Linked DNA regions of Mus musculus: all the other regions are linked to region 1. A link is a loop called in an ENCODE intact Hi-C map of the cell type or tissue named here. Cell type or tissue: left cerebral cortex. All regions are shown on one strand. Links, peaks and the distances in the headings refer to the core of each region. The heading gives the core; the rest is flanking DNA.

Region 1 (7,922 bases), core at 2,136-4,635:
ACCCCTGGGGCTTGGTGGCCAGGTTTAGTGAGAGATTCTGCCGCAGGCAGAGTTGGTGACAGTGGACAAACAGCAGTATTTGCACAGACGCTGTATCCTCAGTACTTGAATTAAAGGCATGAGACATTACACCTGGTAAAACTGCAGGTGCACCGAGGGAAAGCGAGACAAACGACCTGAGACCCAGTGGAAAGGGCTTCAAGGTAGGGTTTCCCCTCACTACATATATTTTTACTTCAAAAGGGTTTTGTTTATTTATTTTTTATGTGTATGAGTGTTTTGCTTGCATGGCTATTACATGCATGTATGTATGCACATGCCTGATGCTCAGGGAAGTCAGAAGAGGATATCAGATTTTTTGGAACTGGAGTTACAGATGATTGTGAGCTGCCGTGTGGGTGCTGGGAACTGAACTCAGGTCCTCTGCAAGAGCAGCCAATGCTCTTAACCACTAGGCCACATCTCCAGCCCCACTCACTACATTTCCTTCTTTTCTTTTCTTTTCTTTTCTTTTCTTTTCTTTTCTTTTCTTTTCTTTTCCTTTCCTTCTCTCTCTCTCTCTCTCTCTCTCTCTCTCTCTCTCTCTCTCTCTCTTTCTTTTTCTTTCTTTCTTTTTTTTTTTTTTGATTTTTCAAGACAGGGTTTCTCTGTATAGCCCTGGCTGTCCTGGAACTCACTCTGTAGACCAGGCTGGCCTCGAACTCAGAAATCCGCCTGCTTCTGCCTCCCAAGTGCTGAGATTAAAGGCGTGTGCCACCACTGCCGGACCTCACTATATTTCTTAAGTCATTGAGCTTCCTACAGCTTGATGCTCACTCCCATCTATGAGCAATCACTGCTGGGATCCAGCGGAAAGCTGTCTGTTTCCACGAAATCCTGCTCATTTTTATGAGCTGTCTCATTTCCACAGAAATTCATGGCTATTTTTGTAAACTACCTCAGCCCATAGAGTACTTGCAAAATCGCACTGTTACCAAATGAACTATAAATGGGTTAAGCGGTATTAGCATTCATTTCAAAGCTGGATGTGGTGGCATATACTTCATCTCAGCACTTGGAGACAGGGTTTTGTTGGAGACAGGCTCTCTCTGTAATTCTGGCTGGGCTGAAATTCCCAGGACACAGAAGACCATGAGTTCAAGAGCATATAGCAAGACTGTAAGGAAGAACAAACAAACAAACAAACAAACAAACAAATCCAGAGTTAACAGGAATAAAAGCTGTCTTCCCTAAAAAAGTATCAAAGCCCTTGCTTACAAATCTCAGCTGAGATGAATACCAGGGACATTGGGTGTATAAAGGGACCGGGTTTAGCTAGTAGGGGGCAGATGCAAATTACTATAAAATTCAGAGCAATGTGGATTAGCAAGCATGTGGAATAAAGAATATGTGTGCTTACTGTTGCCTGACAGGAAACATTTCTCCGAAGAAGGGAAACATTTACTGGGAGTTACGGGAGGGTCAGAAATGTACTGCCCCAATGAGGAAATAGAGAATTCCAGGAAGATGAACGGAGGGTAGGAAAGGAAGAGCCAGGCACAAGCAGGAGTGTTTGACTGGGAAGCTGGGTGCTCAGGAGGAGGAGGTCAGAGGACTGGCCAGCATGTCTGATAGCTTTATCACAGGGTCAGCGTATCAGCCGAGCACTAACACAGCTGGAGTTTGGTTCTTAGCCCTCCAAAAACAAGAGACCTAGTTTGGACAGCAAATTAAATGCTCCTAGTGGCCGCTGCAGAGAAACCCTCAATCTATCAACTACTTTGCAGAGGAACGGAAAAGGAAATGATGGTTGCTTGACGATTAGAGTTTGTACACTGTGTTTCCACCCGCCCTTGTGATTGCAACCTGAATTTTACCAGGTTCCCTCTGACCCATTCCCATGGTAGTTTCCAGTCCCATGGATGAGTCAGTGAATTAGGTTCTGTAAAAAGTTGCCAAACAGAATCCCGGAGCTTTAAGCAAGGGCAGACAGGACCGGCCTAAACCTACTCTGGAAATTTCTCAGAGTACAATGGTCCATCCCTTTTGCTGTGAATTTTCAGGAACGTTGGGGCTGCTTGCAATACACAACCTTGATGTGGTAGTATGTGCCTGTGATCCCAGCATTCAGGATGTTGGGGCAGGAGGATCAGAAGTTCGAGACTCCCCTCAGCAAGCTCACAGTTGTCTGTTTGATTATTGTGTGTGGAGGGGAGGCACACATGGAGGAGTCAGGGGATAGTAACTGACCAGAGTCAGTTCTCTCTTACCGGGAGGGATCTTCAGGCTTGGCACCTGTACCTGCTGAGCCATTTCTGGAGCCTACGCTTTCCCGTGTGGGATGGAAATGAATGTGAACAGGTGAGATCGTGGAAATAGTCTCCCGGGGCCCAATGGTACCTGTTTTCCAGTGTCATTCAGTGCTTGCACGGGATGGATATTTTAGAGTAGCAGAATGGACCTGGAATGGGGCAAAGCACAGTCCTATATATTTTTTAAAGTTAATTTATTTATGTAAATGAGGACTGTCTGCATATACACCTGAAGGCCAGAAGAGGGCGCCAGGTCTCTTTATAGATGGTCATGAGCCACCATGTGCCAATGCTCTTAACCGCTGAGCCATCCCACAGGTCTCCAAGCCTTATTAACCCCAGGCCTCTAGTAAGAGCATAGGTGCTACATGTGAGGAGAGTGTACCCTGAGATGGAGTCTTCAGTATCCCAGGCAAACTTTCCATGGAGCCTTGAATTCTCCATCCTCCTCCCTCCACCTCCCATTCTGGGATTACAGCCATGCTCACCATGTTAGACTTCTGCATTGCCGAGGCTTGAACCCAAAACTTCCTGCATGTTTAGCCAACGAACCTACATTCCTTTCCTCTGTCCCTCCCACCCCAAGAACAGATAAATATTCTGATTCAGTGGTTCTCAACCTTCCTAAGTCTGGGACCCTTTAATACTGTTCTTCATGTTGTGCTGACCCCCAACCATAACATTATTTCAGTTGCTACTTCATAACTGTAATTTTGTTATGAATTGTAAGGTCAATCTCTGTTTTCTGATGGTCTTAGGAAACTCCTGTGAAAGGGTCACGAGTCCACAGGTTGAGAAACTCTGCTCTAGGCTAGTAACCCCAAAGTTCCCAGAGCACAGCTAGATTCTCATTAGGCTAACATAGGTGGTCAGCTTCCAGGTGGACTGCCACTATCCTGGAGTTTACATGAGCTCCTAGCTAAGAGGCACTGAGAGCTGGCCCTGGAGAGCCTTTAGCATTTAGAGCCCGAGGTTGGCGACTGTCCTGCTTTTTCCCAGGAGACTCTCTTTTCATCGCTTCACGGTTTAGTTACTACTCTAGCTTTTTTTTCTAAGCTGCCAGCAGCTTAATCTACAGCATAAAGTGGGGTGTGTGCTGGGCTCTAAGAGTAGTCGCTACACCGATCCAACGGCGGCCTGCAGCGCCCTCTGGCGGTGCCTGTTGCTGGCATGCAACACTGCGAGAGTCTCTGGAGGCTCACAGGCGCCTGACTGCCAGTAGCTAGGTACCTGAGTTCTGAAACCTTTCTTTGCTGTCTCGCTTCTTTCCAAGGATTTTCACTGCTCTTCAGGCTCTTGCGGAGGAGTACGCGGCATCTAAGATGGGTTTAACTGGAGTTCATAGAAAGCCAGGATGCTCCCATTGGAACCTCAAGTGTGGTCAACTGGATAACGAGTCTGGATTCACAGTGTCCTCGGTATTCCCCCACCTGGTCCCCCTCACACTTCCTTTCCTGTCCTGGACATTGAAGAAAGTCTGACAGTGATCCCTGAAGCTAGGGACCTCCAGAATAGAGGGAGCAGCATCTCCACCACAGGAAGTGTGTGTAGGAGAGATTCTCGGTTTCAGCCATTACATACAAACACACAATACAAATCCGGGTGGTCTGTGACAGTTTATACCCTTGCCACACAGGACACAGATTCAAATGTGATCATGGATGAGTTGTTGGCCTTCTCTGGTTGTCCCATTTTAATTTGGACCTTCTGGAAACCAAAGGTCACATCTCTGTTGAAGACTAGGAACGAAAAGGGTTATTGGGTCAGTGTGAATTTGTATTGGATTCTAAGCAAGCTCTTGACGGGCTGACGGGAGCAAAGAGAGAGCCAAAGGGGCCTTCTGATTTAGCGGAAGGACAGTGTTTTGGGCCTGGAGAGCCTTCCAGCGGTCCCATGATACTAAAGAAGGACTCTTACTCATTTCCCATCCTTTCTACCGAGTCAGACCAAATTGTCAGTAGCAGAGATCCAGGAGATTAGACTCCTTCCGAGTATCATGGAAATAACCCTTTTGCCAGCTACAGGTTAAAAAATATATATGTATGATTTCCATTTGTCTTTCAATAGCTCAAGAATTTAGGTCTGGACATCCACTTTAATTGATAAAAGGGCTCAGGTAGCAACCAAGCCCTCTAAGACACTCAAAGAGTGGGAGTCAGGGCTCCAGGCACTGCCTAGTTTGCAGCAGCTCCATCTCAGCAGGCACAGATGCTCATGCGCACACTTATTAACAGGGACCCTAGAGCAGGGCTGGTGGAAACAGAGGCAGGCCGGCTCTGTGAGTTCAAGCTCAGCCTGGTATACAGCATGAGTTCCAGGACAGCCAGGGTTACACAAAGAAACCCTGTCTTAAAAACAAAAACAAAAACAAAAACAAACAAACAAATCAACAAAGGACCCTAGAGCCTGAATGGGCCACATAGATGAGGAGGAGGCATTTGGGAGAGGAACATGATTTAAGGTCCTGGAAGCTGGAGTTTAGGTTAGACCAAATTCAGAGCTTCAGAGAGGAGCAAGTTTCTTAAAGAAAACAGGATTCCAAGTAGGGCCTGGTGACACACCCTGCAACAGGGTCTCAGACCTTAACACAACTGACTCCACGATTTTGTCTATAACTAAAGTCTATAGTAGCCTTCAAGGTTAGTCATAGCCCATCTATTCTGACTCATTAGCCTGGATTCCTTTAGCCTAGCCACTGATCTGCTCTGCAGTCAGTCAACTCCACCATGGCTTGTAGTGGCATGAAGCACAAGAAAACCTACAGGCTCATTTTCAGAGTCGTGCAAATGCACGGCTTGACACTAAAATTCCAGTCTCTTCCTTAGTCCTTTCCCCATTCTGTTTTCACTTCAAGCCTTGTGCTCCTAGGGAAGAGACCGTCTTCCAATCATCCCCAGTGTCTGGACATTGTAGAACTCACAGTCGGGGTTCAACAAGCATTTGTCAGCAGCTCAGCCTCAAATGTCTTTTGGGCTGGGAGAAGTGGCTTAGCAGTAAGGACCGCTAGATGCTGTTACAGAGTTTGAGTCTTAACATTCACAGTAGGAAGTTCAAACCCGCCTATCTCTAGCTCCATTGGATCTGATATCTTTTTCTGGTCTCTCTTGGGGCAGGGACATCATTTACCCCGGCACAGGCGCACACGTATACAGTTTTTTTTTTTTTTTAATGTCTTTGATTAGGCATGGTGGTGCACACTTGTGATGTCAGTGTCAGGGATGCAGAGGCAGAAAAATCCTGAGTTCCGTGGCCTGATCTAATCAGAGGAAAAAAATCCTTGACGCAGCAGCTCTAAATGCACATCTACTGTATCGACACTCTACAGGTGAGGCCTAGAATAGAGAACAGGATCAATCCATTGCTTCTGACTGCCAATGAGTGCGGAGCGCTGTGATTGGCCCTTGTTTAGGTAAAAGAGTGAGCGCGGGTGTCTTCTGGGAAGTCATGGCGTCGCTGAATTGTAGGACTGCGGTCTGTGTGGTCTGTTTGGAGAAGCCGAAATACCGTTGCCCGACTTGCCGCGTGCCCTAGTGAGCCAGAGCGGGTAGTGGGTTCGGAGGGAGGCCGGGCTGCGGGCGGCGGCTGCGGGCAAGGGGTACGTGCTGCGGCCGCTCGTGCTGATCGTGCTGACCTGAGCCTGTCTGTCTCATTACAGCTGTTCGGTCCCCTGTTTTCAGAAGCACAAAGGTAAGACCCCGGGACACCGTCGCAGCCCTTGCTCCTTCTTTGTACCGTACAGGCCCCATGCCCCCAGGAACCCGAAGCGGGAGGATTCCCGCCAGTTCAAAGCCAGCCTGACTACAGACTGAGACCCTGTCTCAAATAATCCAAAGCAAGTCAGCTGCTTTCTTGGGAAAAGTCTTAGCTATTTATTCATCTTGACATTCTAGTGTAGCCCCTCACTATCGCAGAAACTGCCTTGGCTGAGGTCAATTAGCCAGCAATGGTTGTCTTTAAAATATGGTTGTTTATTATTTACAATAGGAGAAATTTTCTTTTTCTGTGTGTGGTATTTTGAGACAGGTTCTCCTCCTCCTCCTCTTTTTTTTTTTTTCCGAGGCAGGGTTTCTCTATGTAGCTCTGGCTGTCCTGGGACTCACTCTGTAGACCAGGCTGGCCTCGAACTCAGAAATCCGCCTGCCTCTGCCTCCCGAGTGCTGGGATTAAAGGCGTGAGCCACCACGCCCGGCTGGTTCTTTTTCTTCTTTCATTTTCCTTCTTTCTTTGTTTGCTTTTCAATAAAGGGTTTCTGGCTGCCTTCGAACTCGCTCTGTAGACCGGGCTGGCTTCAAATTCATAGCGATCTGCCTGCCTCTTGCCTCCCAAGTGCTGTTTTATTTTGTGCTGAGAAAGAGTATCTCAGATTCACTATATATTCCTTTTTTTGTTTTGTTTTTGTTTTTGTTTGTTTTTCGAGACAGGGTTTCTCTGTGTAGCCCTGGCTGTCCTGGAACTCACTTTGTAGACCAGGCTGGCCTCGAACTCAGAGATCTGCCTGCCTCTGCCTCGCGAGTGCTGGGATTAAAGGCGTACACCACCACGCCTGGCTGAACTATATATTCTATACTCCTCCCAGACTCACAATCCCCATGCCTTAGTTTCCTAATGCTGGGATTAAAGGCACAAGCCACCACGGCCCAGCTGAGACTGGCTCTTTTTTTTTTTTTTTTATGTAGTTCAGGCTGGCCTATCTATCATGATCATGCTTTGTCATCCTCAAATGCTAGGATTATAGGAGCCACCAGAACTGGTTAAAATAAGTTCCTGACCTATTGAGAATGGAGCTGGAGCGATGGCTCGGCTGTTAAGAGCTTCTTGTTGCTTTCCCAGAGGTTCTGAGTTTGGTTTTCAGCACCTGCCTACTATAGGCAACTTGTAGGTCCATTCCCAGGGGCTCTGACTCCCCTTCAGGGGCTCTGACTCCCTCTTCTGGCCTCTGTAAACACTGCATACATGTAGCACATTCTCCCTCTGTCTCTGCTGTTTTCTCCCACCCCAGGCTCAGACCTATCCCTGCCGAAATGCTTGCTTTCTGCTTGTGAAAGCTCGCTCCGTTAAGTCTCTGGGCTTCCTCAGGTAGACTTAGAGCAGACTTTTCTTACCTTATCCATGTGTTCCATGACTACTAAACCCCTCTGACCTGGGAGTTATGACCTTCATGTCCTAGCGGCACATGGGTGCACACATACAGTAACTGTTGATGAATTGTGTTATGTTTATAGAAGTCACTGCCATTAATCCTGGGGGAAGTCCTGTGAAGGTAGGGTGGGGCACACAACCACCTTGCCCAGGTCCAAGCTCAGTCGGCTTCCTCGCCCCTTCTGCTGGACTCGGAATTACTCACGGTTCTCTGACTGATCGCTTGGTTTGACCTGTCTCTCCCTCTGTGTGTCTCTACCCAGTACACATTCAGTACACTGGCCGTGATGGGGACTTGCGGCCTCGTTGGCTGGCATGGAGGGTTGTGTTTGGCTATGCCTGAAATTTGTGTCTCTCTCAGAGCAGTGCAGCTCTGAAGCCCGACCTGTTGAGAAGAGAAGAGCAGGGCCTCCTGTGAGGTCTGAGGAGAGCAAAGGTGAGGTGGTTGGGGCTTTTGTTGTTGTGTTTGTTTGTTTGTTTTTCGAGAAAGGG
Region 2 (7,922 bases), core at 1,995-4,494, 60 kb before region 1:
TCTTCTGGTGTGTCTGAAGATAGCTACAGTGTAGTCACATATATAAATAAGTAAATCTTAAAAAGGCAGGCGGGATAGCCAGTAATCCCAGCAAAATTGAGGCTAACCTGGGCTATATATAGCAAGTTCTGTGACAGCCTGGGCTCTATAGGGAGTGCCAGCTCTTAAAATTGCAAATTAAGCAAGGAGAGACTTCTTGTTGGAGATAAGGAATGGAGTAGGGTACATACTTGTCCTCAGAGGCTGCTGAAGCCCCAGGTTCAGTGCTGGATTGCTGTGAAAAGCAGAGGTGTGGAACTCCTGGCCATGCTCTTATGGACAGGTCACTTCCCTCTGCACTTCAGGTCCCCTTGGGAGTAATTATGACGTTGATGGGAGTAAGTATGACAGCATCAGAACTGGATCCTTTCTTCTACATAATAATTGCTAAGGCAAGCTCAGGATGGGATTGCTCAGGTTGATGTCCGAGTGGAAAGTAGGTACTGCCTGAACATGGGATCAAATGTCATTCATTAAAGCACCTTTCACCCCCTAAGTGTGCAAGAAACCCAGGGTGCAGGACTGCAGCAACCTTTGAGGTGCTAGCTCCCAGCGTTGGAGTGGCTTCCTGCAAGAGACTTATGAAGCTCTAAAGCAAGGCCTAGGAAACACCTCGGTGGCTCAGTGGGCTTTGCAGAGGCCATTTTGCTTTTCCAGTTGTGGGCAAGAGAGGAAGAACAACCAGGGAGAAACCATCCCTGAATGAGACAATGCAGAATCCTTAGCAACCAGCACAATGTTGTTGCTTAAGGCCAGATAAAGCTCTTACTGTGGAGATGCAGGTAGTGCCTGGAGCAGCCTGCTGCCTGGCAGCTGTCCTAGGGACAGGGCACCTGTAAATAACCAGCCCACGACCTGTGTCCTTAAACTGTGCCAGCTGGAGAAAGTCCCTGCTGCCACTCCTTGTTTGCATAGCTCGCTGCAGCTTGGAATTACAAATCAACATCATCTCATTTTTTAAAAGAACAAACTTTGGGCCTTGAAGGTAGTCCTGAGCCTAGACCTGGGTGGAAGTGTGCTACTTAGTTTTTTGTCCATTTAACACTAGCTAAAAACATCTGGGGGAAAGGATGACCCAATTGAGAATATGCCACCAGCAGACTGGCCTGTAGGCATGTCTAATGGTTGGTTAATGCAGAAGGACCCAATCCACTGTGAGCAGTGCCAACTCTTGAGAAAATGGTCCTGGGTTATTATCAAAATGTGCTGGGCAGTGATGGTGCACACCTTTAATCCCAGCACTTGGGAGGCAGAGGCAGGCAGATTTCTGAGTTCGAGGCCAGCCTGGTCTACAGAGTGAGTTCCAGGACAGCCAGGGCTACACAGAGAAACCCTGTCTTGTGAGGAAAAAAAAGCAAAACGTATGAGTCTTAGAAAGCAAACCAGTAAGCATGATCTATGCTATGCTTGAGTTCCTTCCCTGGCTTCTCTTGACGATAGACTGTAAAGTGTACGCTGAAATACACTCTCAGCCCTTTCTTCCCCCACGTTGAATTAGTCAGCATTTTATCACAACAAAGAACTCAACTAAGATGGGAAGAAAAGTTGGAAAGCCACTTAAATCTCAAATGATGTTTTTGTTCTATTTTTGTTGTTTTCGTTGTTTTGTTTTGAAATAAAATCACTTTTATCCCAGGGTAGATTCAAACTAACTATGTAACCAAGGATTGCCTTGAACTCCTGGTTCTGTTCCACCTTCAGAATGCTGGGATTCCAAGCAGACACCACCATGTCTGGATTGTACAGTGCTAAGGTTCAGGGCTTCCGTGCATGCTAGGCAAGCACTCTACCCACTAAACTACATCCCCAGGCCCTATTTAGAAGATCTGTTTGCGTATGCTATGTGTGTTCCACTGGTTACTGAACAACTCTCAACATGCATAGCTCTGTGAGGGGTGAACTTCATCCCTTTTTATGGATGAATTGGAGACTAGGTGTGGTTAAATCACCTGCCCAAGATGTTGGTGTCCCACTGGTAGAGTGTTTCTGAGCTGGATGCAAACCAAGATTCGAGGAGGAGACAGAATGGAATCAAACCCAGTTGCTGCTTTGTACCCCATTCCTGGGAAAATGGTCGACCTACAATGAGTTTCTGTAGCTTCCTCTTTGACAAGGTCACTAAGCCCTTGACTACTTCACAGTACAGTGATAACACAATGAACAAGTCAGTTGCACTTGTGCAAATACAGCATTGCAGCATCAGGAGAGGAAGTGGCTATCCTAATAGCAAAGCCTCCCCCAGTTCCTGGAAGATGACAAGGCCTCAGATCCAGGAAGTCTGCAGTGGCTCCTGAGGGACACTTAACATCTTAGGTTTGTTCCTTGCCTGAGGTGGCCCAGGGACCTCAGGAAGTAGATAGAAGAAGAAAGAGGGGAGTAGAGGGGGAGATGGGACCAGGAAAAGAAAAGGACTCTGGCTAGGGTAAAAGTCACTTGTTCCCAGCTGCATTCTGGAGCACCTGTGACAGAAGTCATCTAGGAAAGGCAAGCACGTGAGTTTCCTGGAGATGGCCCACCATTTGGCATGGCTGTGATGGACGCACCCTGGAGAGGCACAGCCCCAGAGACTTTGCCCCAGGATTGCTCTCACTGCTGATATGCCTTTCCTGTCACTGTTACACAGCCTGATGATTCCTGGGCATCAGTCCACCCCATTGGGTAAATTTCCTGCAGATCAACATGAAGATGAACTTTGATGAATTAATGCTGTTTAGATGAATTAATGACTTAATAGAATTCCTAATTTGATTCAAATAATTTTAGGAAGAAAGTTTAAGGAGATGGTTTTAGTTGTTCTGCCAGAAAGATGTAGTACAGTTAGAATCAAGAATAGGATGAAGCCGGCGTGGTGGCGCACGCCTTTAATCCCAGCACTTGGGAAGCAGAGGCAGGTGGATTTCTGAGTTCAAGGCCAGCCTGGTCTACAGAGTGAGTTCCAGGACAGCCAGAGCTACACAGAGAAACCCTGTCTCGAAAAACAAAATAAAACAACAACAAAAAGATTATAATGTGCCCCCACCTCATAGAATAGTAAGTAAAGGCCTAACAATAAGGAATACAGTGAGCTTTCATAAATGCACTAAGAGAAATAGGCTTGGGACAGATTTGTGATCAAGGAAAAACATTCATTCTAGGTCAGGTCCAAGGATGAGGCCACAGGTGTGCACTGTGATAAAGCAAGGCCATGTGAAACTTGCTTTGAACTTATAATGAAAATGAAACATTGCTTTGAACTTACTATTGATACCCTTCAGTAACTCTCTGTAACATTGTATCTGTGAGGTGATTTTTATAAAGAATTTTTAAGAAAGTAAAAAAAGGCTGAGAGAAAATAAAGTGTGACTATTGGGGCTCTTCAGATTCACCAAATGTATGTCTGTCTGTTTGTATGTATGTATGTACATATATACAGATGTATGAGCATACATGCAGTGCTCAAAGAGGCCAGAAGAGGGCAACCCTGGAACTGGAGTTGCACACGGTTGTGAATCACCATGTCAGTCCTCTCCTAGGAAGGACATCCAGGTCCTCTGTAAGAGCAGCCAGTGCTCATCTATCTGCTTTGTCCCCTGAGAGGTGTCAGTTTTGGATGGAGGTCTACCATTTCTAGCATCATCACCAGGGAAAGGGAAGCACCAGGTATGGTAAAGCACCGGTCTTTAATCCCAGTACTTGGGAGGCAGAGACAGATAGATCTCTGTCTCTTTGAGGCAAGCCTACTTTACAAAGTGAGACCCTATCTTCTTAAAAAAAAAATTTTTTTAAAAAAGGAAAGAAGAGAAAGCTAAAATTGGGCTCAATACCATACAGAAGAGGCACTTCTGGCTCTTCCTATGGAACTCAGCAGTTAGCATCAAAAATCTGCAGGCAGTTGGGGAGTTAGCCTGGTGTGTGCTGGCCTGCCGTGATAGCCGGATGGACATATGGTATTTGTGTTAAAGCCCAGGCTGCTGGGGATCAACCTCTGGGGACAAGGGGTCCAACTCAATTGTTCTCCCTCCCTTCTCAGGGAGGGCCAGGAAGGAAAGGAAGGAGAAGCTATTGTCCTCAGTGGGTTAAGCATCATCAGGTAGCCTGGCTGGCATGGGGCCAGTGGGAACGCTTTGATAGGCACTCTGATATCCTTTAAGGTTCACTCAAACCCCTGTCTTCCCCATGCTGCCTCTTAGACTGCTGTAAATCTCTGATAAGACACTATCAGGTGTGCAAAAGGCTAGCACTGATACCACACACTACCATGCAGGGTTTCACTGTATAGCTATGGCTCTCCTGAAACTTACTCTGTAGACCAGAATGGCTTCAAACTCACATAGATCTGCTTCCCTTTGCCTCTCAAGCACATGTGCCACTACACTTGGCACACATGGTGTTCATACATGCTAATAAAACAGTCACACACATAAAATATAAATTATTATTATTATTATTTAAAGCAGAAAATGACCAATCAGGACTAATTTGGTGTCTAGGGAAGTAGCCAGTATCAATTTTTTTTAATATTAATATTTATTATATGTAAATACACTGTAGCTGTCTTCAGACACTCCAGAAAAAGGAGTCAGATCTCATTACAGATGGTTGTGAGCCACCATGTGGTTACTGGGATTTGAACTCTGGACCTTTGGAAGAGCAGTCGGGTGCTTTTACCCACTGAGCCATCTCTCCAGCCCAGCCAGTATCAATTTGAAGAAAACTCTAAACTCCTTGTGTGACTTGGGAAGAAATGTTAAAAATCAGCCTGCTGCACTGCCTGACTAGTATCCTTAGCACCCATCTGGAAGGACAGCACAGGCTCTGTGCCTGCAGAGTCTTGAGACATCTCATCCACAGTTCGTTTGCATTGGTCCTGGGCTCATCTATTCTCACCAAACTCCAAACATTGGCATCTGCTGTCATACTCCCTCTCTGCTGCAGATGTTATCCCCGCTACCGTGAATCCTACCCATACCTTCTGCAAACTCCCACCCCCCTCTAATCACTGAAGGCAGCCCCCAGGACATATCTCATACACACTCTTTTTCTAATATTTAATTTTATTATTTTATGTATATGAGTGCTTCACCTGCATGTACACATCTGCACCACATATGTACCTGGAACCCAAGGAGGTGGTGAGCCTCCACATGGGTGCTGCAAATTAAACCTAGGTCCTTTGCAAGAACAAGTGCTCTTAACCACTGAGCCAACTCTCCAGCTCCTCAAACACACTCTGAAAGTAGTTCTATCCGTTGCCATGTAGTGTCTACTGCGCATGCCTGCTTCATCTTCAGGGTGCTCCCTAACTAAAAACACTATTACTGGCCCCTCAACACCTCACAGACTGGGCACCTCCTACTTCATTGCAGTGTTCCCAAAGGCAAAGCTGCTGTCCCCACATGTTACTGTCTTAATGAAATCACTGTTTTGTGAGTATCTTTCTGATTCTTGCTACTGTAATGAAATGCCTGAGTCAAACTGCTTTAAAAAGCAGAGGTTTATTTACACTATTGGTTCTAGACATACATAAATTACATAGATATACATAGATTACATAGACATACATAGATTACATAGACATACATAGATTACATAGACATACATAGATTAAAGGGATGGCAGAATTGGTACTGAGTCTGTGTATGGGGGGGGGTCTGGTTTTGGTTTCTCTTTTCTCTTATAAATCTCTCATTATTTAGTTATGGGGAGATTTCACCCTGATAACCTTATCTACTCCTAATCACCTTTCTTTTCTTTCTTTCTTTTTTTTTTTTAAAGATTTATTTATTTATTACACCCCAGAAGAGGGCACCAGATCTCATTACAGATGGTTGTGAGCCACCATGTGGTTGCTGGAGTTTGAACTCAGGACCTTCAGAAGAGCAGCGAATGCTCTTTTTTTTTTTTTAAAGATTTATTTATTATATATAAGTACACTGTAGCTGTCTTCAGACACACCAGAAGAGGGAGGCAGATCTTGTTACGGATGGTTGTGAGCCACCATGTGGTTGCTGGGATTTGAACTCTGGACCGTCAGAAGAGCAGTCGGGTGCTCTTACCCACTGAGCCATTTCACCAGCCCGAATGCTCTTAACCACTGAGCCATCTCTCCATCTCTCCAGCTCCCACTAATCACCTTTCAAAAGCCCCAACTTTTTACAATGTGTTGTCTAACTTGGGAGGGTGCATGTGGCTGCACATAAACATGCATGTATCTATGTAGAGACCACTGGCCCAGAGCTCACCAATTAGGCTAGAATGGTTGGCTAGTGAGCCCTCAGAGATCCTCTTGTCTCTGCCTCCCAGCAGTGGAATTACAAAAACACATCACCATGGCTGCCAATCTTATGTGGGTGCTGGGACTGAATTCAGATCCTCCTACATGGTGATCCCTTTACTAGCTGAACTATCTTTCTGGTCCCACCAATGTCCTACTTCTTATTTAATTGATTAACTTATTAGTAGGTGAGGGAGGGAATACACAGCACGGGGATAGAGTTTCAGGGGTCAGCTCTCTGCTGTCTTGTTGAGGCAGGATCTCTCTTGGTGTGTCTGCTCCTACAGAATACTATTCTTTCTCTTCTGAGTTCACTGTAGGAGCACTGGGATTACAGATGTATGCCACCATATCAGGCCTTTATGTAGGTTCTGGGGATCGAACTTGGGTCGTCAGGCTAGCACAGCAAGCAATACCTGCTTAACCCCAGTAGCCCCACTCCTAAACACAGAGACAGACTGTTTCTGCCATGCCTTTAATGTTACTGCCTCACATGTGAACCCTTTCAGAACACACCAAACTCCTATCCAAACTCCAGCACCCCATGCTGGTTTCATCTGCCTCAGAACTCCAACGTGAATCCAAGAGAAAAACAGGACTTCACACCTCTCCTCTGCAGTTCAGAAGTTTGATTCAGACCCTTGTCACATCCAAACCTATTTCCTCATGGGAGTGTCCCGAGAAGCCGGAAGCAGTCTCAATACAAGTCCATCCTATTCCACATCGGGCAGTTCCTCCTGTCACCTAACTCATGCCAGAATGTGGGTGGGCAGCTTAAGGGACATCGAAACTCCACTTTGACCAGCAGCCAGACACAGAGAGCAGAACACATTACCAAAGCCTCCCGGAGCACAATGATCGCATAGCAGATTCCCTGAGGACACAGAGAGCAGAAGCACTGAAGATCAAACATCTCCTATGCCCAGGCACCATGTGTGGAAACAGGTGTTCAAACTGTAGTACGACCCAGTTGATTATGTCTGCCACTGAGGGCAAGACAGCATAAATAGGCCTTAGAAAGCCAGGCTTATCCCAGGATTTCCCAGTGAGCAAGGTAAATATTTGGTTCCAGCCCCAGAATGATGTCTGATAATCCCGTTCCCTCCTGTCAGTTCTCCCTCATTCACCCATCCTGCAAGCTCTGTTGTGCCTGCCCTGCTCTGTGTGGTCGGTGTTGACCTAGTCAGTGACACTCGCATGCTTGTGAGTGATCCTTCCCTCGGGGTGGGAGGAACAGAGAACAGAAATCAACATAAAGTGGAGCTCCTGCCGGGTCTGAGCTGCTGTGCAGGGTTGAGACAGAGCAGAGCATTCAGCTCTGGGTGGGCAACGTGTCCTGGCCTGGTGGTCCCTATGGTCCCCTTTCTCGCTAAGTGGTACTCCCAGAAGGAACTCTCAGGCCAGCAGCAGTTTGAGGGGAGCAGCCCAGCAGGGACTGTGGGCTTTGTAGATCTGTGCTGAGCTACTAGCTTACTCATTATCCAGCCAAGGAGGTGCCCCTTTGCTTCTCCAAGAGCCTGTTTTCTCTGAAAGTGTGTTCTATAGCTCAGATCAGCAGCATCTCCCACAGGCTTAACATTTGAATGATGGCTCTCCAGCTTGCAGCGCCTTGCAGTGCCTTTTAGGATGC
Region 3 (7,922 bases), core at 1,995-4,494, 75 kb before region 1:
GCTTGCCAGGTAGTTTGTAGTCCAACTAACCCAACAGTGGGCAGCTGTAGATGGGAAGTCCAAGAATCTAGTAGTTGCTCAGTCCCACGAGGCTAGTTGTTTCAGCTGGTATTCTGTAAAAGTAAGTTCCAGCGGATGTACTGACAAGTAAGTGCAAGCAGTCGAAGAAGAGTCGAGGGTTTTGTTTGTTTTTTATGTACATTGGTGTTTTACTTGCATGTATGTCTGTGTGAGGATGTCAGAGTCCCTTGAACTGGAGTTACAGACAGGTATAAGCTGCCATGTGGGTGCTGGGAATTGAAACCAGGTCCTCTGGAAGAACAGGCAATGATCTTAATCTCTATGCCATCTCTCTAGCCCCTTCTGGATCTTTTGTTTTTTTATTTCATCCATATCTGGCTTCACTATTCTGCATTATTTCCCTAACTGTTACATATGCAGTATTCTAAGACTTCTTTCTGCCTAAAATATGCTTGCTTTTACTACTATTTTCTTGAAGGCTAGTTCACATTTAAACTGTCCTAAGGATTTCAAAATTGTGAAGTAAGCAGGCATTTTTAACTGTTACTTTTGTTGTTGTTGTTGTTTTGTTTTGTTTTGGGTTTGTTTTCTCATTTTAAGGATTTAGAACAATTTTTAAGAGACTGGAGAGGTAGCTTATTTGATAGAGTGCTTCTCTAGAGCTCATAGAACCCTGGATTCACTTCCCATCACAGCATAAAGTCATGTGTGGTGGCACACACCTGTTTTCCCAGGGTTATACAGCATGCACGCTCACCTACTCACCCCAGAAAAAGAACCCACTACAGACAAAAGTAAGAATTACTCCAAAGTCCAACATGGTGAACCACTGAATTTTTATTGGAGTTACTAACAGAAGTATGGGTGAGAGAAACAGGTACTGAATTATGCAGCTCTATCAGAGCTAGAAAGTAGTTAAGAGCACTACTCTCTTCCAGAGGACCCTGGTTCAATTCCCAGTACCCACCTGGTGGCTCTACAGGATCTGCTCTCTTCTGACTTCTGCCCAAGCTGGGTAGGTCAAAAAAAAAATCTCTTAGCATTTTGGCTGGTCAGTCTTCTCAGGCAATTGTTTGTGGGTTGTATACAGCTGGGGCAGGGGCACTTTGAAGATCTTGGCAGGTTTCAGCTTTATGTGAAGTTTAACAACCTGAATCTCATAAGCCTTCTGCGACCACATCTTGGAGGGAATATATTATGTACATGTGCTATGCTTGCAGAGGCCAGAAAAGGGCATCAGATCCCCTTGGACTTAGAACTTCAGCTAGTTGTTATACATCATGTGGGTACTGGAAATTAAACCCAGTTCCTCAGAAAGAGCAGCCAGTTTTCTTTTCTCTCTCTCTCTCTCTCTCTTTCTCTCTCTCTCTCTCTCAAGATTTATTTATTTCATGTCTATGAGTACACTGTATCTGTACAGATGGTTGTGAGCCTTCATGTGGTTGTTGGGAATTGAATTTTAGGACCTCTGCTCACTCTGGTCAACCCCGCTCGCTCAGTCCCCACTTGCTCCAGCCCAAAGATTTATTTATTATTATACATAAATATACATAAATACACTGTAACTGTCTTCAGACGCACCAGAAGAGGGCCTCCCTCAGATCTCATTATAAGTAGTTGTGAGCCAACATGTGGTTGCTAGGATTTGAACTAAGGACCTTCGGAAGAGCAGTCAGTGCTTTTACCCTCTGAGCCATCTCGCCAGTACTCTTAATGGCTGAATCATCTCTTTAGTTTCACAGGGAGACTATTTCAGTTCTGGGGAAATTGCTACACAAACAAACTGAGGATCAGAAGTTCAAAGTTATCTTAGTGAATTCTGGACCAGCCTGAACTACATGAGACCCTGTCTCAAAAGAAAAAATCTAGCTGTATAAATAGTCATTTAATCCAGGTATTATTGATAGGGTGTGGTGTGGTGTGTGTGTGTGTGTGTGTGTGTGTTGCATTGCTCAAAGACTAGTTTGGATTGTACTTCACCACCACATGTAGACCATATATGAGTTTGTGACTAAGAAGATGTTGTATGGCTAGGTGTTCATTTTAAATGCCCTCAGCACAACTCTGTGTATCCTGTTTCCCCCTCTAATAGGTTGTAGAGGAGCATGAAAGTGTGGAACAGAGTCGGCGAGCACAAGCTGAGCCCATCAACCTGGACAGCTGTCTCCGTGCCTTCACCAGTGAGGAGGAACTGGGGGAAAATGAGATGTACTACTGCTCCAAATGTAAAACACACTGTTTGGCAACCAAGAAACTGGACCTCTGGAGGCTTCCTCCAATCCTGGTATGTTAATAGCCCTGTCTATGAGAAGAATCTAGTGTGAGTTAGAGGAGTCATTAGCAGGATTTCAGGGCTACTTTTGAAGATAAGGTATTTCCTATAACTGTGTTTAGAAACTTTTCTACCTGGGTATGGTGGCACATGCCTTTAATCCCAGAATGTGAGAGGCTGAGACAGGAGGATCACCAAAAACTTAAAGCAAGCCTAGGCTACATAGTGAGTTCCAACCTAACCTAGACAAAGTAAGGCCCTGATTCCAAAAATAAAGAAAGTAAGGTTGGGGTTATAAAAGTTGCCTAAAGTAATTGCTTTCTCTGAGGCTTGCTTGTCTGCTAACCTAAGCCTAGTCCTGGAAGCTTCTAGCCTTTGTGCAGTCTTATCTAGGCCTAGAATGTTTTCAGCCTCTGAGACTTACTGCTGAATAAGCTCACCCCTTCCGAGTTCTGAGCTCTGGCTGGCTGATTCAACTCAGCTGTTCTGGCTCAAACTCCTTTCCAAGCTGATTTAATCAGGCTTCTCACTCTGAGTCTCTCCTGAATTGCAGAAAACCTCAGCTTTTCTGGCTCATTTTCATTCTCTGGCTCATCTCTCTTCATCCTGTCTCTGTACAATGGTCCTGGTAAAACTGCTTCTACTTCCCTCTCTGCACTACTAGCTCTTAAGTAGCTTCCCTTTTCTCTCTCTTTAAGAGTTGAGCATATCCTATTCTGTTAATCTTTTTTGATTCATCATATTCATCATCAATTAGACATCACTTTCAAATATGTGTGCTTCTTTCTCCAAACTAACTTTACTTTCACTATTTTCAATTAAGGGTATGTCTGTATTCCAAACAGGTCGATTAAAGATGTGTCATTACAGCTTGATTACACAGACCTAAAAGGTCTTTTGATTTGATCCTTTGCCAGAGTAGCCATGTTGCTGGATTAAAATTCCTCTACAGACAGAATCTTACTATGTAGTGCTGGTTGGCCTGAAACTTGCTATATATAGATCAGGCTGGCCTCAAACTAAGAGATCCACTGCTTCTGCCTCCCTAGTTCTGGGATTAAAGGTGGGCACTACCACAATCTGTTCCAGTATTAGGAAGTTTTCTATTTATTTTTATTTTATATGTGTGGATGTTTTTGCCTGCATATCCATGCACCAAATACATCATGTGCACGAAGTGCCCCCAGAGACCAGAAGAGGGCACTGAATACTCTGAAAATGGGTTTATAGAGGGTTGTTAACTACCACATGGGCACTGGGAACAATCTCTGAGCTATTTCTCCAGCACCAGCACTCCTAGTATACTGTGAACATAATAGCTTCTCAAGAATGAATATACAAGAAATTGATGACATTCATTTGGCTAGCTCCAGAAATGAAAACTGAAAGAAAGGAAGATATAGGCATGGGCAGACCTAGGAACCCAGTAGATGAGGAAGTGGGAATTTTTTAAATATAAGGTATGATTAATAAGCAGCTAAATTTGATTTTTCAATGTCAGGCTTGATGTCTTTGCCAATTGCATATATACATATAACAATGACATAATCAAGGAATAATATCATTTATTTAAAAAATATAATTGAGATTGTTAACAATGCACGAATGTTACATGTTCTTCAGAACCCTTGAATGTTCCTACCTTTTCTTCTTCAGATTATTCACCTTAAACGATTTCAGTTTGTAAATGGACGGTGGATAAAATCACAGAAAATTGTTAAATTTCCTCGTGAAAGTTTTGACCCTAGTGCTTTTTTAGTACCAAGAGACCCAACTCTTTGCCAGCATAAACCACTCACACCCCAGGGGGATGACTTCTCTGAGCTAAGGATCCCAGCAGGAGATGTGAAGAAAGTGGATATCCAGAGCTCAGCAGGGGAGGAGGATGTGCTCCTGAGCAAGAGCCCATCTTCACTCAGTGCAAATGTCACCAGTAGCCCAAAAGGTAAGGGGAAGGGCTTCCATCTCTATTTCAGCATTGTTACTTTGAGCACAAGACAACAGCCTCCTTAAATCTAGATTCTCGTTGGTCATTCATAAAATGAAGAAAATACCAAGTTACAGCGAGAGGATTTGAAATACCAGGAGTAGTGGCGCTTTAAGTCACAAACCAGAGAAACATCAGTGCTGGTGTGCAGCCAGTTTCTTTTCCCATTTTTTTGCTTTAAGTTCAGGATTCCAGCCTACAAGATGATAAAACCCATGGTGGGTCTTTGTTCTTAATTAAATCTTCCTGGAAGCACTCTGAAGCACACTCAAGAGGTGTGTCTCCTGGTGATTCTAAACCTACTCAGATCCAAGATGACAATGATTAACCATCACAAATACCAAAAACCATGGATATTCAAGTACCTTAAGTAAAGTATTGTGTTATTTACATATAACCTGCTCATATAGCCTCTGCACATTTTAAATCATCTCTATTTCTTTTATAATACTCAATACAAGATACAGGTGGGATATAATACACACCTATAACCCCAACTCTTGGAAAACTAAGACAGGGAAATGTCAAGGTTTTTTTGTTGTTGTTTGTTTTAAAGATTTATTTATTTTATGTATATGAGTACATCGTCAATGTCTTCAGACACACCAGAAGAGGGCATCAGACCCCATTACAGATGGTTGTAATCCACCATGTGGTTGCTGGGAATTGAACTCTGGACCTCTGGAAGAGCAGTCAGTGCTCTTATCCGCTGAGCCATCTCTCCAACCACCCAGAAATTTTACATTTCTTTGTTTTTTTTAAATGTATTTATTTATTATATGTAAGTACACTGTAGCTGTTCTCAGACACTCCAGAAGAAGACATTGAATCCCATTACAGATAGTTGTGAGCCACCATGTGGTGCTGGGATTTGAACTCAGGACCTTTGGAAGAGCAGTCAGTGTTCTTAACAGCTGAGCCATCTCTCCAGCCCAAAATTTTACATTTCAAGCCAGCTGGTCTACATACATTCTATCTTTAAAAATATAGATAAGAAGCCGGGCCTGGTGGCACACACCTTTAATCCCAGCACTCGGGAGGCAAAGGCAATCGGATTTCTGAGTTCGAGGCCAGCCTGGTCTACAAAGCCAGTTCCAGGACAGCCAGAGAAACCCTGACTCATAAATAAATAAATTAATAAATAAATTAATAAATAAATGTAAATATATGCACACGTATGTATACTTATATGTATAGTTACATATACATATGTGATTTTTTATGTATATGCATAAGTAAATTGCTGTGTTATGTTAATAGCTTATTTATAAAATCATACAAAAGAAGTCTGTGTTTTAGTACAAATACAGTTTTATTTCTGTTGTTAGCTTGTTTGGTTTTAGTTTTCAAGACTGGGTTTCTCTGTGTAGTTCTGGCTCTCCTGGAACTCTGTGGGTCAGACTGACCTCGAACTCAAGAGATTCACCTGCCTCTGCCTCCTGAGAGCTGGGATTATAGATGTATACCACCACTAGCTGGCACAATTGAGATTTTTATTTTTTTGGATTTTTCGAGACAGGATTTCTCTGTGTAGCCCTGGCTGTCCTGGGACTCACTCTTTAGAACAGGCTGGCCTCAAACTCAGAAATCTGCCTACCTCCGCCTCCCAAGTGCTGGGATTAAAGGCATGCGCCACCATGCCTGGCTGAGATTTTTATTTTTTTATTAAGTCTGATTTATACTTTTCTGGATCTTGTGGGGCCCACAGATGAAGACTAAGCGTGTATGATTCTTTTTACCATCTCTTGCTAACTATAGCTCCAACCCTGTATGTGAACTTTATTTTCATTCTCTCAAAAATATACAGTGGAATAAGTACCCTTTTCATTTTTTTTTTTTCCTTTTGGGTTTTTTGAGACAGGGTTTCTCTGTGTAGTCCTGGCTGTCCTGAAACTCACTCTATAGACAAGGCTTCCTTAACTCGAAGAGATCTGCCTGCCTCTGCCTCCTGAGTGCTGGGATTAAAGAAGTGCACCACCACTGCCCTGCTCCTTTTAATCTTTTAATCTTAATCTAAGGAAAAGATGTTTGAGTATTGTGTAGTTTTAATTCCTCAGTTTTTATATGGTTTGGTGGTTTTTGTTTGGTTTGTTTGGGTTTTTTTTCCCTCTTGCTTCATTTTGCTAGGTATTGAACCCAGGATTTCATACATGCTAGACAAGTGCTTTACCACTTGAATACTTCTCCAGGCGTTTTTTATTTTTATTTTTGAGATAGTACTTCACTAAGTATCCTGAACGGAATCCAGCTTAACATTGTCTAGACTGACCTTGAATTTAAATCCTCTTTCTTGAGTAGCTGGAGTTACAGGCGTGTGCCACCAGGTCTTGACCTCAGTTTTCATCTCTAACATGAGAAATCATTACAAGTAAATTGTATATGGATTCTAAGGGTCCTTGGTAATTTGTTTTTCTTTGTTTTGTTTTTTTTGCTTTTTGAAATAGGATTTTGCTGTAGTGGTACAAGTTGGCCTGGAACTCACTGTGTAACCCAGGCTATCCTTGAACCCAGAGTCTGTCTGCTTTTGTTTCCTGAGTATCAGGATGACAGGTGTACGCCACCACACCCAATCTAAGAATGTATTTATAAAATTCATTGTTTTGAGCTGAATGTGACATAAATCACCTTTCTGTGATTTTATAATTCCTATAATGTGTTCTGCATTTTGCTGCTGCCTATCTGATTAGCTGTTCTTATTAGGGTTCTCTAGAGGGATTAGAATGACTAATAGGCTGTGGTCCAGCTACCCCAACAATGGCTGTCTACCAATGGAAGGTCCAAGAATTAGTAGTTGTTCAGTCCATGAGACAAGGTGTCTCAGCTGGTCTTCAGTAAACCCCAGAATCCCAAAGGAGTAGGCATTAATGCCAGTAAAGAAATGGACATGCCATCATGAGCAAGAGCAAACAGGCAAAGAATGAAAGCTCTCTCCTTCCATGTCCTTTATACAAGTCATCAGCAGAAGGTGTAGCCCAGATTAAAAGTGCATTTTGCCACCCCAAAAGATGTAGATTTTGAGGCACTGGTATCACACACCTTTAATTCTGTCACTCTGGAAGGAGAGGCAGGTGGATCTCAGAGTTCCTGACTATCCTGGTTTACAGAGCATGTTCTAGAACAGCCAGGACTATACAGAGTCCTAAAAATTATATATACAGGCTAAAATAAATATAGGCTAAACCCTATCTCAAAAAAGAAAAACAAAAACTAAAAACCTGGATTAAAGGTTTATCTTCCAACCTCAAAAGATCTAAATTAAATCAGTTTTAAAGGTGGTGCACGTCTTTAGTCTCTGCTCTCTGAAGGCAGAGGAAGGCAGATCTCAAGTTTTAGACCAGCCTTGTCTACAGTGTGAGTTCCAGGACAGCCAGGGTTACACAGAGAAACCCTGTCTTGTGGGGATTAAAAAAATTAATATAGGTAATTTTTTAAAATCCTTATAGATGTCCACTTCAGTTTTAGTACATTTCAGATGTAGTCAGGTTTACAGCCAACAATAACTATCACAAGCTCTGTAATAAGGAGTAAGAGTAGGCAGCCAGCATTCTTGTCTTTGTATGTACATTAAGGAAGCTAGCTTCAGAGTTAGCATTTGGCATCAAACTTAACTTGTGGCATTTGGACTTAACAATTCTCCCTCTC

Evidence for each region. A loop is a pair of places that touch in the nucleus more often than their neighbours do. Peaks named below come from ENCODE experiments on the same cell type or tissue, not always from the same donor. Only the 100,000 strongest peaks of a DNase experiment are listed, where the experiment ranks them.
Region 2: it touches region 1 in a loop (6-fold over the local background); 25 of 42 quality-filtered maps call a loop at or near these places.
Region 3: it touches region 1 in a loop (4-fold over the local background); 12 of 42 quality-filtered maps call a loop at or near these places.

What each region holds. Positions count from the first base shown.
Region 1 is chr11:84,914,155-84,922,076 of GRCm38, reverse strand. It overlaps Znhit3 (zinc finger, HIT type 3), which reads left to right and starts at 5,711. Exons shown (of 5, transcript NM_001005223.3): 1 at 5,711-5,821; 2 at 5,947-5,978; 3 at 7,792-7,866. The coding sequence starts at 5,736. In left cerebral cortex, for the core only: CTCF peaks have their summits at 2,517 (motif pointing right) and 3,448 (motif pointing left); DNase peaks (open chromatin) are centred at 2,558 and 3,444.
Region 2 is chr11:84,973,889-84,981,810 of GRCm38, reverse strand. No RefSeq gene overlaps it. Among named protein-coding and RNA genes, the nearest start is that of Car4, 20 kb to the right of the region's middle. In left cerebral cortex, for the core only: a CTCF peak has its summit at 3,476 (motif pointing right); a DNase peak (open chromatin) is centred at 3,489.
Region 3 is chr11:84,988,769-84,996,690 of GRCm38, reverse strand. Usp32 (ubiquitin specific peptidase 32) reads left to right here. Exons shown (of 34, transcript NM_001029934.1): 30 at 2,114-2,305; 31 at 3,950-4,238. Among named protein-coding and RNA genes, the nearest start is that of Car4, 35 kb to the right of the region's middle. In left cerebral cortex, for the core only: a CTCF peak has its summit at 3,482 (motif pointing right); a DNase peak (open chromatin) is centred at 2,800.